Linked DNA regions of Homo sapiens: region 1 is linked to region 2. The links are chromatin contacts, found by Hi-C or POLR2A ChIA-PET in ENCODE. All regions are on one chromosome and are shown on one strand. Each heading gives the region's core, a stretch centred on a gene start or an enhancer-like site at or near the end of the contact. The rest is flanking DNA. Distances are from core to core; before and after follow the strand shown.

Evidence for each region. A loop is a pair of places that touch in the nucleus more often than their neighbours do. ChIA-PET counts read pairs that join two places held with the same protein, here RNA polymerase II (POLR2A). Pooled maps may share reads with other maps.
Region 1: a loop to region 2 is called in a map of heart right ventricle, with 16 times the contacts of the local background. The contact joins the enhancer-like site here to the promoter of LINC01822 in region 2. A Hi-C loop is called at or near these places in 4 of 168 maps with a recorded cell type or tissue (Right ventricle myocardium inferior, heart right ventricle and left cardiac atrium) and 4 of 50 pooled maps. POLR2A ChIA-PET finds 5 or more read pairs at or near these places in 2 of 52 experiments (BJ and HEK293).

Annotation. Positions count from the first base shown.
Region 1 is chr2:21,753,150-21,760,360 of GRCh38, forward strand. No RefSeq gene overlaps it. Among named protein-coding and RNA genes, the nearest start is that of LINC01822, 46 kb to the left of the region's middle. Within about 2 kb of position 4,707, at least 2 of the 41 ENCODE cell types and tissues checked have a DNase peak (open chromatin) inside an H3K27ac peak, as active enhancers do; they include heart right ventricle, where a contact is called at or near this core.
Region 2 is chr2:21,705,975-21,713,734 of GRCh38, forward strand. LINC01822 (long intergenic non-protein coding RNA 1822) reads right to left here and starts at 4,678. Exons shown (of 3, transcript NR_038837.1): 1 at 4,621-4,678; 2 at 4,175-4,352.

The DNA.
Region 1 (7,211 bases), core at 3,457-5,956, 47 kb after region 2:
CTCTTTTGCACTACTGTTGTGCAGTACTTACCTCTATCACAATCCTCAGCACATTGCATTGCACTTACTTGATTCTGTCACCTCTATAATATAGTATGCACCTTGTAGTAAAGGCTATGTCATATTCATCTATAGATCCTTAGCATCAAAGATAGAGCTTGGAACAAACTAAGCTAGTTTCCTCGAGTAAATAAATGAATGCTAGTTTCTTGAATAAACAAAGACTACACAGAGAGATAAAATGATTTGTACACAGAAATATAGGGTTCCTCTTAAACTGTCAAAGGTTGCTATGTATTCTGTAAAAAAGATACAAAATTCTGGGGTTTTAGGCCCAAGAGACGCAAGTCATAAAGACTAAGAAGGTGAAACACAGCTTCCCCATCACTTTGTGAGACTTTCAGTCTAAGAGGTGGTGTATATTGAGACAAGAAATGGTAAAAAGTTTTAAAGAAAGTAATGGGTTGTCTACACAGAGTTATTTAAAAATCACTGGCATATTCCAAAACAACTCATCTCTCTACTTGGAGGCCAACTTCTCGCAGAGAGAAACATTGTTTAGGTCCCAAAGTGCTGGACTCTCTCCCTGCCTCACAGAGGACTCAGATTCATGAGAGGGTTCTGGGACACTAGTAAAATCTTTTTTCATTCTTTCCTTTTGTGTATGTGTAAAATGGTCTCTCCAGAGCTGCCCTCTCTCTGGTTTTCTTTTTGTGTGTGGTTATTTCAGAGTTAGCTCAGTGCAGTCAGTAATAGTTGTCAAGATGAGAGAGAATTACTCCTTAAAAGACTTAGATTTTTTTTTTCTCTGAACCTTCCTTTTCACATCAGCTATTTTCATAGCTAATAAATTTTAAACTGTGAAAATTGCTTTGATCAATTATGTATTTAGGTTTTTCATAAACATGCTGATTTTATTACTTATGGAAACGATTAAGAACACATTTGTGTAGGATTTCTCTTGTACTGTCCCCGAGTGAATTCTTTATGTTTGCAGAGATTGTCCTATTTACTGATTTTATGAGGATCTTGCAGATATTATTTTCATGAAATAAATAAGGATGTAGGTATTGTTTAAAGAAACATTTTCAACACACAAATATCCATGCTGACAAATAATGGTTAGATATTCAGCAAAATTTCCATTTCAAGGTAAACAGGTAATTCTACACCTACCCCAAGACATCACAGGTGGTACTCAGGGGGTGCCTGTAGGTGGCAGCAAAAATGTTGCAAATTGTACCTACAAAATAATACCAACAGCATAATTAAAAGGAAAGGACAAATTAAAAATAACTTCATTGCCATGTTCAAAGTACTGTATATTTAGCTTTAGGCAACAGATTTATTTTAAAGACAAAAATAGAGCAGGCGTCACGTGCATCTGGGAATGGAAATTAGATAACCTCGCAACACAAAGGGCAAAAGGCATACCCTGTTACTTTATAAGACTGGAGTTTGGAAGCAGGCAATAAGAGGTTCTATAAATGCTTCAGCTCGCACTGAGGATAGCTCAAAGGCACATGGCAAAAGCTTGATATTTCAAATTGTGTTTTGCCTTGCGTCATTTCAGCTTAATTTTCCATAGCAATGAATTCAGAATGCTGAACACACATAAGCCACAGATCTGGGTTGCCCAGTACATTTTAGAAAAATCAAGCGCGATATAAATTAAAAAAAAAATACCTGTTTAAACTTGTTTTTAGGCATGAGTATTGTTCATAACTTCAGGCCAGAAAGAAACAGTCCTCTTCTTATGTCACATGTCAGGAGAGGTACAGCCTCTGAGTAATGAGAGACTAAAACAGCCTCAAACCTTGATTTCTATTGACCAGGTGGTGCTCTCTGGGAAGGTAGGTTTGGGGTAAATGGAATGTTAACTCATAACTACTAACTTCACAGTGGATCATGGCATTATTTTCCAGAGACTCATTGGTAAGTTGTGGGAAAATTGACTTGTGAAGTGGTAAGGTAGAAGGAAAAGTTGCTGGGAAAGTAATTCTAAAAAAAAGGAAGATACTAAACATTGGAAGCCAAGAGTTGTAACTATTCCAAGTTATGGTATCTACTGCGCTTCTATAAAGTGTGCATCTTGGGGCCTGGCAAGGTGGCTCACGCCTGTCATCCTCACACATTGGGAGGCCAAGGCGGGCAGATTGCTTGAGCCCAGGAGTTCAAGACCAGCCTGGGCAACACGATGAAACCCTGTTTCTACAAAAAATACAGAAAAAAAAAAAATAGGTGTAGTGGTGGGTGCCTATAGTCCTAGCTACTCAGCAGGCTCAGGTGGAGGATTGCTTGAGCCCAGGAAGCAGAGGCTGCAGTGAGCCATGATTGTACTACTGCATTCCAGCCTGGGAGACAAGAGAGATCCTGTCTCAAAAAAAAAAAAACCAAAAAAACCAAAAAAACAAAAAAAACAAGTGCATCATCTTGGTATGAATGATGATTTAAGAAATAGTAGAGGATCAAATGAAATATTTGATTTCAAGGATAGCTTCCCTGCAATTTCCTGAATTTCAACCACTTATTCTATGATCAAATTGTATACCTTATAATTGCTGATGCTATTCTCCAAAATGCAACCCAGAAATCATAATGTTGTCTCAGATAGATTGAGAGTAGCTGCTTAGTCACAATCGATATCATTTGAAGATACTTTTCTTTCTTGAAATTTGCCATCTTTGGGATATTTGTGATTACAACAAAGGAAGAAAACAAACTCTTGTGAGTTCTGAACACAAGTGAGGAAGCGCTCAGGGGAGCAAATGTTGAAAGACATTGTGCATTTCCTATCCCCTCTCTCCTTTTCCAAAAGGTCAAAAGGGTTCAGAAGCAAATGGTATCATTCCTGGCTCTTCATCTTATCTTGGTAGATCTCTCTGTTCTTAATAAAGTCCTCCTGTTTTGGTGATACGTATTGAAAAGTAGGATTAAGAGGTTGCTAAATGATACAGGAAAAGTATAATCAAAGTTGGAGGGGAGATTCAATCGGTGGAGTGACTTATTTTCTTTATGTAACTATTAATAGAATTAATATCAACAGGTGTTCCCAACTCCCAGGCTGTGGGCCTGTACCAGTTGTGGCCTGTTAGGGGCTGGGCTGCACAGCAGAAGGCTAATGGCTTCCAGCATCACTGCCTGAGCGTCACCTCCTGTCAGATCAGAGGTGAGCCAGCATTACCACCTGAGCCCCGCCTCCTGTCAGATCAGCAGCAGCATTAGAATCTTGTAGGCGCACAAACCCTACTGTGAGCTGTGCGTGCAAGGGATCTAAGTTGCGTTTTCTTATGAGAATCTAATGCCTGATGATCTGAGGTGGAACAGTTTTATCCCAAAACCATCCCCCTCCCTGCTCACTGTGAAAAAATTATCTTCCACGAAACTAGTCCCTCATACCAAAAAGGTTGGGGACTGCCACACTAGAGGACAGAAAATGACAAAAAACTTGAAAGAGAAGGTGGTATAATTCTTTTGTGTTACCTGGAAATGGTGAGTCACAGCAATATAGTAACAAGGTCCTTGGGAGTATGATAGAATGGTAGAAGAGAATGACCCCCAATTCCTATTATGGTTAAGTTGTTTTGCCTTGCCTTGTTTTTACATTTGTTAAGAGTGATGCTGTTGGATAACTGATATACAAAGAACGGCACATATTTAATGTGTACAATTTGTTGAGTTTGAGCATATGCAAACACTTACAATACCATCACCATGATCAAGGTAATAGACAATAAAGCTGTTACAAAAAGAACTAAATTGACGTTTGGTTCTGGCTTGTAGCTGCTCTCCTCTTTCCTTTCTACATGAACATTTTCAATCAATGTCAAATGTTCTATTAAAAAAAGAATCAAGATGTTTTAGTTCATTCTGGCTACTATAACAAAAAGACCATATGCTTGGGTGGCTTATAAACAACAAATTTATTTCTCACAGTTCTGGAGGCTGAGGGCCTCTATAAATGGTGAGGGCCAGCTTCCTGGTTCACAGACAATCGTCTTCTCTCTGTGTCCTCACATGACTGAAGGAGCGAGGGAGACCTCAGGTTTCTTTTATAAGGGCACTAATCCTGTTCATTAGGGTGAAACCTAATCACCTCCCATAGGTAGGCTCCACCTCCTACTACATCAGGTTGGAATTAAGATTTCAACATTTTAATTTTGGAGGAACAAAAACATTCAGGCTATAGCACAAGGTTATGCTGGCCTGATAAAAAGTAAGAAAGAATTCCTTTTCTATTTTGTAAAAGAATTTATAAAATATTTGTTTTACTTCTTCCATAATAGTTTTGAGAATTCACCTGTGTGTCCATTGAACCTGGGGTTTTTATTATGAGAAATATGTCTTTTAATGGATAACCTTTAAAGCAAATGTAACATTATTCAGAAAATAAAAATAATCCTGAATTCCATCACAAGGGAGTCAGGGAGGACATAGCCTTGGCTTTATACATACAAACTGTTGGTCCCAGGGCTTGGTTTCTGAGAATATCATAGTAAAGGTAGTATAGAAGAGTCTGGGACCAAGTTCAAGCTGGAGTTTGAAAGGGCTAGTTGCTAGTTAGATGCTAAAAAGAAGAAAAGCCCAGAAGGCAAAAGGGAGTATTAAGTTTGAAGAGTACAGCCAGGAGCTCTGAGTTGGCAGAGATGGGATTGGAGAGAGAGCAGGTGGGGAGCGAGTGAGGAGGGCTCTGAATAATCACAGCAAATAGCTTTGGGCAAATGCAACTTGCTTTATCAGCTGGTGGGTGGTGGTGCAAGAGAGAGTCTGGCTGCCTGAAAAGGCCAGATCCCTCTCTCTAAGCAGCAAACACATTAACGTCACACGTCGAGCTGAGAATTTTATCCACTTTTGGGAACTGTGGAATTGCGTTTCCACCTTGGCACGGCCTCCTATTTTTGACACATAGTGATTTGATATAAATTGTCATCTCCCGGAGACAACCTGACAACAAATACTGCTAATCATTTCATTCTGAACTGCGCCTGGATGGCGGAGAGTAATTAGACACATGCCTGTTGGAGACTCTGCATTATGAAGTGCATGGGAATTTGCTTTGAAGGGGAGAAACAATTAGAGACGGAGATTTACAGAAGACTGTAAGAGGCAGGGAGTCTCTTATGTTTTATTTCCTAAAGCCACAAAAATTCCTATAAAATCCCTACTTAGCTCACATTCTTAAGCTAGAGATCAAGCCTTTTGAAGAACAGGCATACCTTAAAATCAATCCACATGGCGTTGCTAGGATCAAAGAAAAGATAATGCTCTAGGGGCCCCTGCTGCTTGAATTGTTGACCCAAGTAAACCCCAGCTGACTTGCAGGAGTTAAAGTAGTCTGGAAAAATATTATCTGGAATCCATCCTCCTCCTTAGATAGATGTTTTTTGGGGTCAGAGAATGGAATCTCTTCTATAGCTGACCCTGGAATTTTACAGATCCCTGAATCTTATTCTAAGGAAAGTGGGACCAATGTGTCCATATTATAATTGATATTTTGCAATTACATCTTCATGGCATTCAAAGAAGTCATCTTTTGGGAAAACTTGTTTTATTTTTTTCTCAGATAAGGTAAAACCTGTCATGAATCTAAGGAAGCATTTGTGCAGCTGGTGATGGAGCACCTACTTCCTGGGGCATGGGTGACACAAACAACTCCGTGTTCCTAAACATGCTTTAAATTGAGACTCTAGTAACTGCTCTCCTTTTCTTTTACATCACATTTGCATGATCCCATGGATGGCTGACCACAGAATATTTGTATGGCCTTTGAACTCAGAAATCATGCTTTGTTTTGGTGTCACTACTAATTAAGATAATTAGAAAACTTTTAGGTTTTCAGAGTTTCTGTTATCCCTTTTCCTCCAAAATTCTAAGTATTGAGTCTCCATCCTATATGTCCAGAAAATTATTGTATTATTAAAATTATTATGTCTCCATTAGCATTTCTAGGCATCTTTGAGGGGAAACTAACATGTCTGGGGTGCTACCTGCCACCTTTTGCTCTTGCCTGATGTTCTTTCTTTCTCCTGATTACCTGGTGGTCTCTGAACTTGTTCTAATCTACTTTGGTCCCAATACTTGAAGAGGCGTATGACAACTTCCTTCCAAAGCATCATGAATAAAAGTTGTTATTGTTAATTTCTAAGGTATGAAGATAAAAAAGGGAATCAGAATGCAGAAAAGATATTAAAAATAGACATCATTAGATATGACAGCTCCTAAAATTTGCCATCCAGTCCTCTTCACAGAAACCTCGACTGTCATTTTTATGACACAGAACACAGAGTTGCGCTTAACCATGCTCCTCCCTCAGATTACAGCTCCTTTCTTGGTCACTCATGGCCAAATCCCAGGGTCCTCTCTTGCGGAATATCCCAAATCCATAGCTCCACACCTTGAAGCAAGTATGATGTTTAGAGCATTTTCTCTTTCACTTTTTTATTTTTTTCATCTGTGTTGTTTTAGAGCCATTCTTTCACATAGAAAAGGCCCGTGAAAACATTTTTCCTAATCAGAGAATAAAGCTAAAGAATAATTACACTTTCACCTCTAGAACAATAACATCGGTCACATGGCTTTAAAAACAAGCAAGTTTTGCAACTCTTCTGATTAATACTAATAATGACCATATTAATTAATCCTCCAATTCCAGCAGGAACTTCAGTAATTCTGACTGGCCTTTTACTTTGCAGCTGTTGGCTTCCTTTTCCATTTCCCTAAAAGCAATCTTTAAATGTTTACTACTTGAGGGGAATGATAAACCACACTCAACTCACTCAAACCCACTCAATAACCCACTCAAACCACAAGCCCAGAACTTGTAGTGCAAAATCTATTTTTAATTTGGGGAAGGTGGTTGAATAGCTTTTGCATGATTACCCTCAACTTTCAGCCCTTCTACAGTGTATTTAAACTTACCCATATTCCCATCACAGTTACTTCTTCCCTACAGTTTTAGAGAATGAGCTTCTCTTCCAACCCAAGGGTACATCCTCTATGTGTGCTCTGGTGTTTTGTTTTTTGTTTTTTTTTTCCTGTGAACTCCCTCAGCTTGCATCTACATTGTGTACGATCTTTCTCTTATTTTTTGGCCTGTATCACTGCAATGGTTACTTCCTGTAATGATTAGCCACATTTAGGTGGTGGTTGTTTTTTCAATCCTAATATTGACCAGTACTTATATTCTTGAGTTGAACGCACTTGGTCTCAAT
Region 2 (7,760 bases), core at 3,428-5,927:
TGCAGAATTGAGGGTGGGTTACATCTAGTGACACAGCATCTGTAATCCTATGCCACACTCTTCCACTGCCTCTTGCTATAAATTTCCTTGACCTGAAGACACTTGAGTTATCTCCTGGGGAATCTTCTCACATATACTATATTAAACCAGACCACAGCTGACTTGATACTAGCTATTGGGCGTGACTTTTCAGTCTCTGGAAAAGACACAAAAAGTCCACTAACAATCTTTCCTTGGCCCTGGATGCAGAATGGAATTTGGCAACTGGTCTAGGACTATCAAGCTAGTTCTGATCCTAACAATATATAGCTAGAACCTCGCTAGTTTCAGAAGAATATGAAAAGCTCAGTTATTTTGTTAAAAGAAGCAATCTTTATTACATAAATTCAAGCAAATGTGTGCAAATTAGCCTGTAATACCAGACCCACTGCATCTATATAGTTTGAGGTCAAGCTTCACTAGGACCGTTAGGCTACATAAGGTTGTCTGGACCCACTGGAGCCCAAAGTTTGCTTGTTAGTATCCTCGCAGGCCACCAACTTTGTTAGCACTTGTCTGGTTCCCATTATCTACCTAGTTCCCTGTGCCTTTCCTGAACCTGTACATCCTATTCAAGTTTGCTAAGTACTATGTTGTTTTGCTTAGGCAGGAGCACTCAATCTTTTGGCTTCCCTGAGCCACACTGGAGGAAGAATTGTCTTGGGCCACACATAAAATACACTGACACTAATAATAGCTAATGAGCTAAAAATAAAAATCACAAAAAACTCATAATCTTTTAAGAAAGTTTATATATTTGTTTTGGGCTGAATGAAAGCCATCCGGGGCACATGTGGCCAGAGGGCCATGGGTTGGACAAGCTTGGCTTAGAAGCTGGTGTATATAGTTCCACTGCTACAGAAACAACCATTTGTCCTTAGGTAAAAAAGTTGCAGTGACAAACCAAAGTCAAAAATTCCCTCAAACGTCTGATGAATGGATAAACAAAATATTGTATATTTACACACTTGAATATGATTCAGCCATAAAAAGAATGAAGACATGATTTATTCTAGAACATAGATGAACCTAAAAATATTATGCTAAGTGAAAGAAGACACAAGACCACATATTGTATGATTCGATTTGTATTAAGCGTCCAAAATAGGAAACTACACAGGGACAGCAAGTAGATTAGTGGTTGTCACAGCTGGGGACAGGGTGAATTAGGAATGACTGCCAATAGGTACAAGGACGTCTTTCTGGGCTGATGGAGATGTTTTAGAATTAGTGGTAAGGAGTGCACAACTTTGTGAATACATAAAAAGCATTGAATTGAAAAAATTTTATGATATGAGAATTGCATCAATAGAAAGAAGAAAGGCTTAAAACTATATAACACTGCTAAAAACCTCCTAAATTGATGAGTCACATGAAAAACAAGTGTGCAAGTTTACAGAAGCTTTTTCATCAAGCATCTGGCATTCTCCATGGGTTAAGCCATTCCCCAGCATGTCAGCAAGGCATAAAGCATCAATGATTACCTCAAGCTCAGAGAAATTCTCTGCTATAAGTTAGGCATATCCAAAGAACAAGATAGCAAGGTATGCTATATGAGATATCATCCTTACTCATTGTTATTCAAATGTCAGCAAGAACCATAAACAACACAATAAAGACGACAAATACTTGAACATGGAATAGAAAGTAGGGTTATGTTCCCATGAAACAAACCATTTCTTCTCATTTTGGAGCGCCTAGTTTACCCTTTGAAGCATTAAACTCAGAGTTCAGAAGCATTTACAGAATTTACTCTTGAAGTATTAAATATATGCAGCTATCGTGAAAAATAAAGGAAAATTCCCACGTGGCCATTGCCTAGCATAGCACCTTCCCAGCTGACAGCCATGCACATCAGCTGTGCCATAAGCATCAAACTCCAGACATAATTTGTATCTCTCAGAATGCATTCCAAATTCTTTTCTTTAAGATGCCCAGCCTAATAAACCAGATACTGGGAATTTAAGGTGACCCAACAGACACACTGCTTTTTTTTTTTTTTTTCCACCTGAGTTTGAACCAAGGAAGAGGTAGTGGAAGAAACAGTAAGTAAATCAGAGTAACATATTTATTAAAAAGTTAAACTTTGACCAAGAGCAATCAAGAAAACGTGTCTGCTCTCTTCAAGTAGGCAAGGAAATTCCTAAAGGAAGCGAGAAAAGGGGATGAGAATTTATCCCTCACCTATCCTTCAGGCAACTGGAAGGGAGGAAAAAAGATGGAGAGGAGAGGGATGGAAGTATTTCTCCATTGGGTGCGTGGTTAAATGGAAGAAAACATCAGCAGTGGGGTGGTATGTCCTTTCTTCCAACATTATAACATGCTTAGTTTCAAGTGTTTTTTACATTTTGTTCAATTTAATCCTGACAACAAACCCATGAGGCAGGCACATTTACTGTGTCCATTTTACAGATGAGATAACTGAAGCTCGGCCAGGGCAAATTATTTGCAAGAGGTCACACAGAACAGCTGGTCTCTACCACCAAAGTGGTCTCTTTCGAGATAAAATTAAAAAACAAAAACAAAAAACCCCACTAAACAGATCCCGGGGGAAAGAAAGGAGTAAAATTAAATCCTCATAAGAAAGAATAAAGTACAGAACTTCCACTACAAAAAACAGCAAATCAGTGTTGTATAGGTAAACATCGGAATGAAGAAAAAGGTCACAGGAATGAATATGAAGAAAGAAAAGAATAGATAGGAGAGCAAAGACCAGAGAGCTAGTATATGAATAATAGGGGTCCCCAGAGAGGAAAGCAGAACAAATGAAGCTGAAACAACAAAATCACAGCAGAATATTTTCCTATCCTGTAAAAATAAATTGCAGTTTTCAGATAGTCTTGCCATGTTTTGAAGCAAAAATACATTTAATAACACTGAGCACTTAATATATTGCTAGAAAGTTATTATATATATTGTTTAGTACTTTGATAAGAAAGAGATAGCAAAATATAGTCCTTTCCCTCAAGGGGCTAAAAATCTATTGGAAAAAGCACATAAAAATATAATTGTTTAATATATGGCAAAGTCAGTGATGGACATAATGTAGGTTTGTTGTAGCACCAAAGCAAGGCAAAGTATTGGTTAAGGGCTTAATGTGTCTATGGGAGCAGGCATCCAAGACAATATGAGATGTAAATAATGAATTATGTCCAAGCACTAGATGAAGGGAGATGGAAAGCATAGCTATTCAAGACAGCAGGACAATGTGGAGGAATATATAATAATAACCAGATAATATTCTATGGGAAAATACACAGTTTCTTGTTTCTGGATCAAAGAAATCCAAGGTGGGAGTTAAGAAGCTCAGGGCCAGAAAAGTGGGCAAAAGTGAGTTTCAACGACTGTGTGTGCCATGTTGTGAAGTAGACACTTTATTCTGAGGTGATAGAACATCACTGAAGAGTTTTTTGTAGGGTAAGGAAAATTTTCATGTGACATGAAGCACTGTTTACTTCTCAGAGGGTGTACTAGAGAAAAGGAGACTAGTTGAAAGGCTATTGCCAAAGTCTGGGTAAGAAATAACAAAGACTCAGGATAGAAGGGAGTAGTTACAGCAGAAAACAGGATGGATGTGAGAAATGTTCAGCTGTGAAAATAGAATTAAGTAACTCATGGATAGGCTGAAGGGTAAAATGGGTAAGAAGGGCTCAGTGATGCCTTCTGTATTTCTAGCTTGATGACTGTGTTATGAGGCTGGAACATGATGAACAGAGAAATAAAATGTTGCATATTAAATTTGTAATCCTCCCTAAGAGGAGATGCAAAGTTATTGTTTTATTCTTAATTTTGATAATTACTTAAATATAGGTTTGACTGCCATTTAACAAAATCTGAAACTCGTCACTAGGAGAATTACATGTTTGTCAACATGCCAAAATCCCATAGAAAATTATTTAAAAATATAGCCCATGTGGTCAAATGCTGAGCCAGATGAAAGAGCAAAGTGGCAAAAACAAAACAGAAAAAGCACACCCAGAAAGCGTGAAACAGGATTACAGAATTTAATATAGGCAGAGTTTTGAAAATAAATGTACTTTAAACACATTCATTAAAAAAAAAAAACTCTCAAATTGGGTTAACAATATACAACTTCTTGGATATTATGGCAGCAGCCTGGTCATGCCTGACTTACCTTTCATCACTTTCAGTTAAACACTCCAAAGTGTCCAGCCCGAGATAAAAGCTGACAGCAACACAGCTGGTTGATGAAAAGAGAAGCCCATATTCAAATTCCAGTACTAAGCCCGCTGGCAGGACGTTTGATGAGATGTTCCCAGAAGCACAAACTTGACCAGAGAACAGTCTTCTCTCTGGAAAGAAATTGATTGTGAAAGTCACCTTCCACCTTCCACTACCTGGCTGTCTCCCATCCCACATCCTGGACACGTTTCAATGTACTCTATCTCAGTCAAGGGCACAGCGATCTATCCCGTTTTTATACCTGGCTCCTAACACTTTCTGTATTAGTCTGTTATCATGCTGCTAATAAAGACATACCAAACACTGGGTAATTAATAAAGGAAAGAGGTTTAATTGACTCACAGTTTAGCATGGCTGTGGAGACCTCAGGAAACTTACCAATATGGTGGAAAGGGAAGCAAACATGTCCTTCTTAACAGGAGTGCAGGGGAACTACCCTTTATAAAACCATCAGATCTCGTGAGACTTACTCACTGTCATGAGAACAGCACAGGAACCTCATGATTCCATTACTTCCCATCAGGTCCCTCCCACAACACGTGGGGATTATGGGAGCTACAATTCAAGATGAGATCTAGGTGACGAACCAACCAAATCATATCACTGTCCCTTTCCTCATGCCTGCTATCCAATCTGTCAGCAGTTCTGAGTATTTTACCTCCAAACTCTTTTACATTTGATTGCTTTTCTTTCTACCACCATCACCATAGTCCAAGCTACTTTCACTCCTGAACTTCTTAAGCAATTCCCCCACAATCTATTTCTTGCTCTTTCATTTATAAAGGTTTTCCTGGAGTGCCAGAGTTACATTACACGTGCATGTCACTCTTTTTGGCACCATAGAGACCAAAGTACTGAACAAGACAAGATCCCTGGTCTGAAAGAGCCTACGTTTTAGTTAGATTGACAGCTAGTGTCTGCTTGTATTACCTTTCACCAGGTAAGCTACTTGCTTTGGGGAAAACCAAACAGGATAAAGGCTGGGTCCTTCGTGAAGAAAAGATCTTGGAGAAAGTAGAGTACAGAGACCATAGCCGAAGTCTTGGTAGAATATGGTTGGCTTGAATGGGGCTATCACTGGGAGTCCTGGAAAATACAAAGCAGCAAAAAAGCAGAAAAAAAAATCACTAAAATTACACAAAATTTACTGGTAGCAAGCACAATGCATCGTATACATATTGTTTTCTTTGAAAATTTTGATCTAACAACTTTTGATCTAACACTCTTTGGAAACTAAAAAAGCAATACTCACACATGTGTAAATATTAGATAGTTAAGAATATTCTTTGCAGCACTACTGCTGCAAGATATGGTAAGAAAAGGATTAGCTCAGAATATATTTGCAGAGAAGAGCCATGGAATTTGAACTGGACGTGGAATGTGAGGGAAAGAGGACTCCTTATTGAATGAAAGAAAGGTGATACTAAATTGGTGGAGCTATTTGTTTGAAGTGTGAGACTTGGGGAAGAAGTCTGCTGCACAAGTGGAAATAATTCAATGGTATTCTTGGACTTTTTTTGATAATAGAGAGATACTAATATTTTGTACATATCAACTTTTGTAGAAAGTCTTAAAATGTCTTAATCCACTTTACACTTTATTAAGTGGAGTCTAATGAAGAAATTGAGTATTTATTTTCTGCCTGATGCTCTTGCGAGTCATTATCGTTGTTCTGAATATCAGTTGTCACTATTCAGGCCTCTGACATGAGATATGCAAGATGAAGGAGATTCTAGACAAATAGAAGAACCACAGTGCTTGATTTCAAAATTTTCAAAGAAAACAGTATGTATACGGTGCACTGTGCTTGCTACCAGTAAATTGTGTAATTTTAGTGATTTTTATTCTGCTTTTTTGCTACTTTGCATTTTCCAGGACTCCCAATGATAGCAAAATCTGTGGGTCCTCAAGTCCCTTGTGTAAAATGATGTGGTATTTGCATAAACTATGTCATCATCTCATATATTCTAAGTCATCTCAAGATTACTTAAAATACCTAATACAATTTAAATGCTGGGTAAATAGTTGTTATACTGTATTGTTTCAGGAGTAATGACAAGAAAAAATGTCTGCACATGTTCAGACAGATACAACCATCCATATTTCTTCTGAATATTTTCAGTTCACAAATCGGTTGACTCCAAATAGATGTGGAACCCATGGATACCAATTGACTATTACAGTGTAATAATTTTGTGTGCTTATTCAGCTATAATATGTAAATACATTTTTCACTTTTTAAGATCCAGGTACTACTTAAATATTCAGAATCAAGATATGAAAGTGCTTCCTAAGACTCTCCTTCAGATACCCATGTCAGGAAATTCAGATGTTCACATTTCACTGTATATTGTTCTGGGGATTTTCCCCATGCCTTCAAATATGTCTATCATGTCTTCTTAAGTTTTTCTAAATATCTGTATCTACACAAATATATATCTTTTCAATGAGCTCACATGATATGTACCATTTTAAAACTTGCATTTTTCATTTGATAATGTCTGAATTTACTTCAGCATTGAAACATATAGTTATCCTTAATTATTAAATAAATAAAAAATAAAGCAAAATAGAACAAAATCTGCCTCATATTTCATAGAATGGGTTAAACATCATTTATGTAAACATTTCTCCATTGATTTATAGTTCTTTGTTTCCTATTTACTAGTAAAAGTAAAAGTAGTGCTGCAAAGACTATTCTTAACTATACAATATTTGTACATATGTGAGTACTGATTTTTAGTTTCCAAAGAGTGTTAGATCAAAAGGTATGCACACTTTCAATTATTGCCGATACAGAGTTGACCTTCTTAAAGAATTACCAATGTAAAGTCTTATCATTAGTGCATAAAAGTGTTCCTTTCTTCAAAGCTGATCAGTAGTTGATTATCATAGGTTAGTTTTGGGGGTTTTATTTGTTTGGTTTTAGAGCATATGTGATGGAAAGTGTAAGAGAGAGCAGAAATCTAGATTCCCGTAAACCCCTTCAGGGTCTTCAAACCTTCTATTTGACATAGGCAGAGATTTTTCTCCTTCTTAAATAAAGTGCTTTACAAATAGAGTTTTGAAGCTCCCTTTCTAACCAGATTGCTTTTTATATTGCCTTTTCAACTCAATAGTTATTTAAAAGACAGTGTAAAACTTCCCAAGTTAATAGATTCTATGGTAGTCTAATTTATGTTTAATTTGTATTTTTTTGGCTGCCTGCACTTGAAGAATATGGTTATAATTTACTGAGCTCTTTTTTAAGCCATCATATATGAGAATATGTTTCATGTGTATTTGAATGAATGTTTATTTTCCATTTGCAGGGTATGGTGCTTTATTTTTCAGGGTAAGACTTTCTATTTGCAATGTGGTTGTTTTATTTAATTCTTGATACCCTTATTTGCTTTTATTTATCTATTTGTTTTGTCCAATACAGGGAGATGACACTAAATTCTTCAGTAATGATTATGGATTTCTCATTCTCGTGTTTTTTAATGAGATTGTTTTAAATATTTCAAAGCTATAATAGC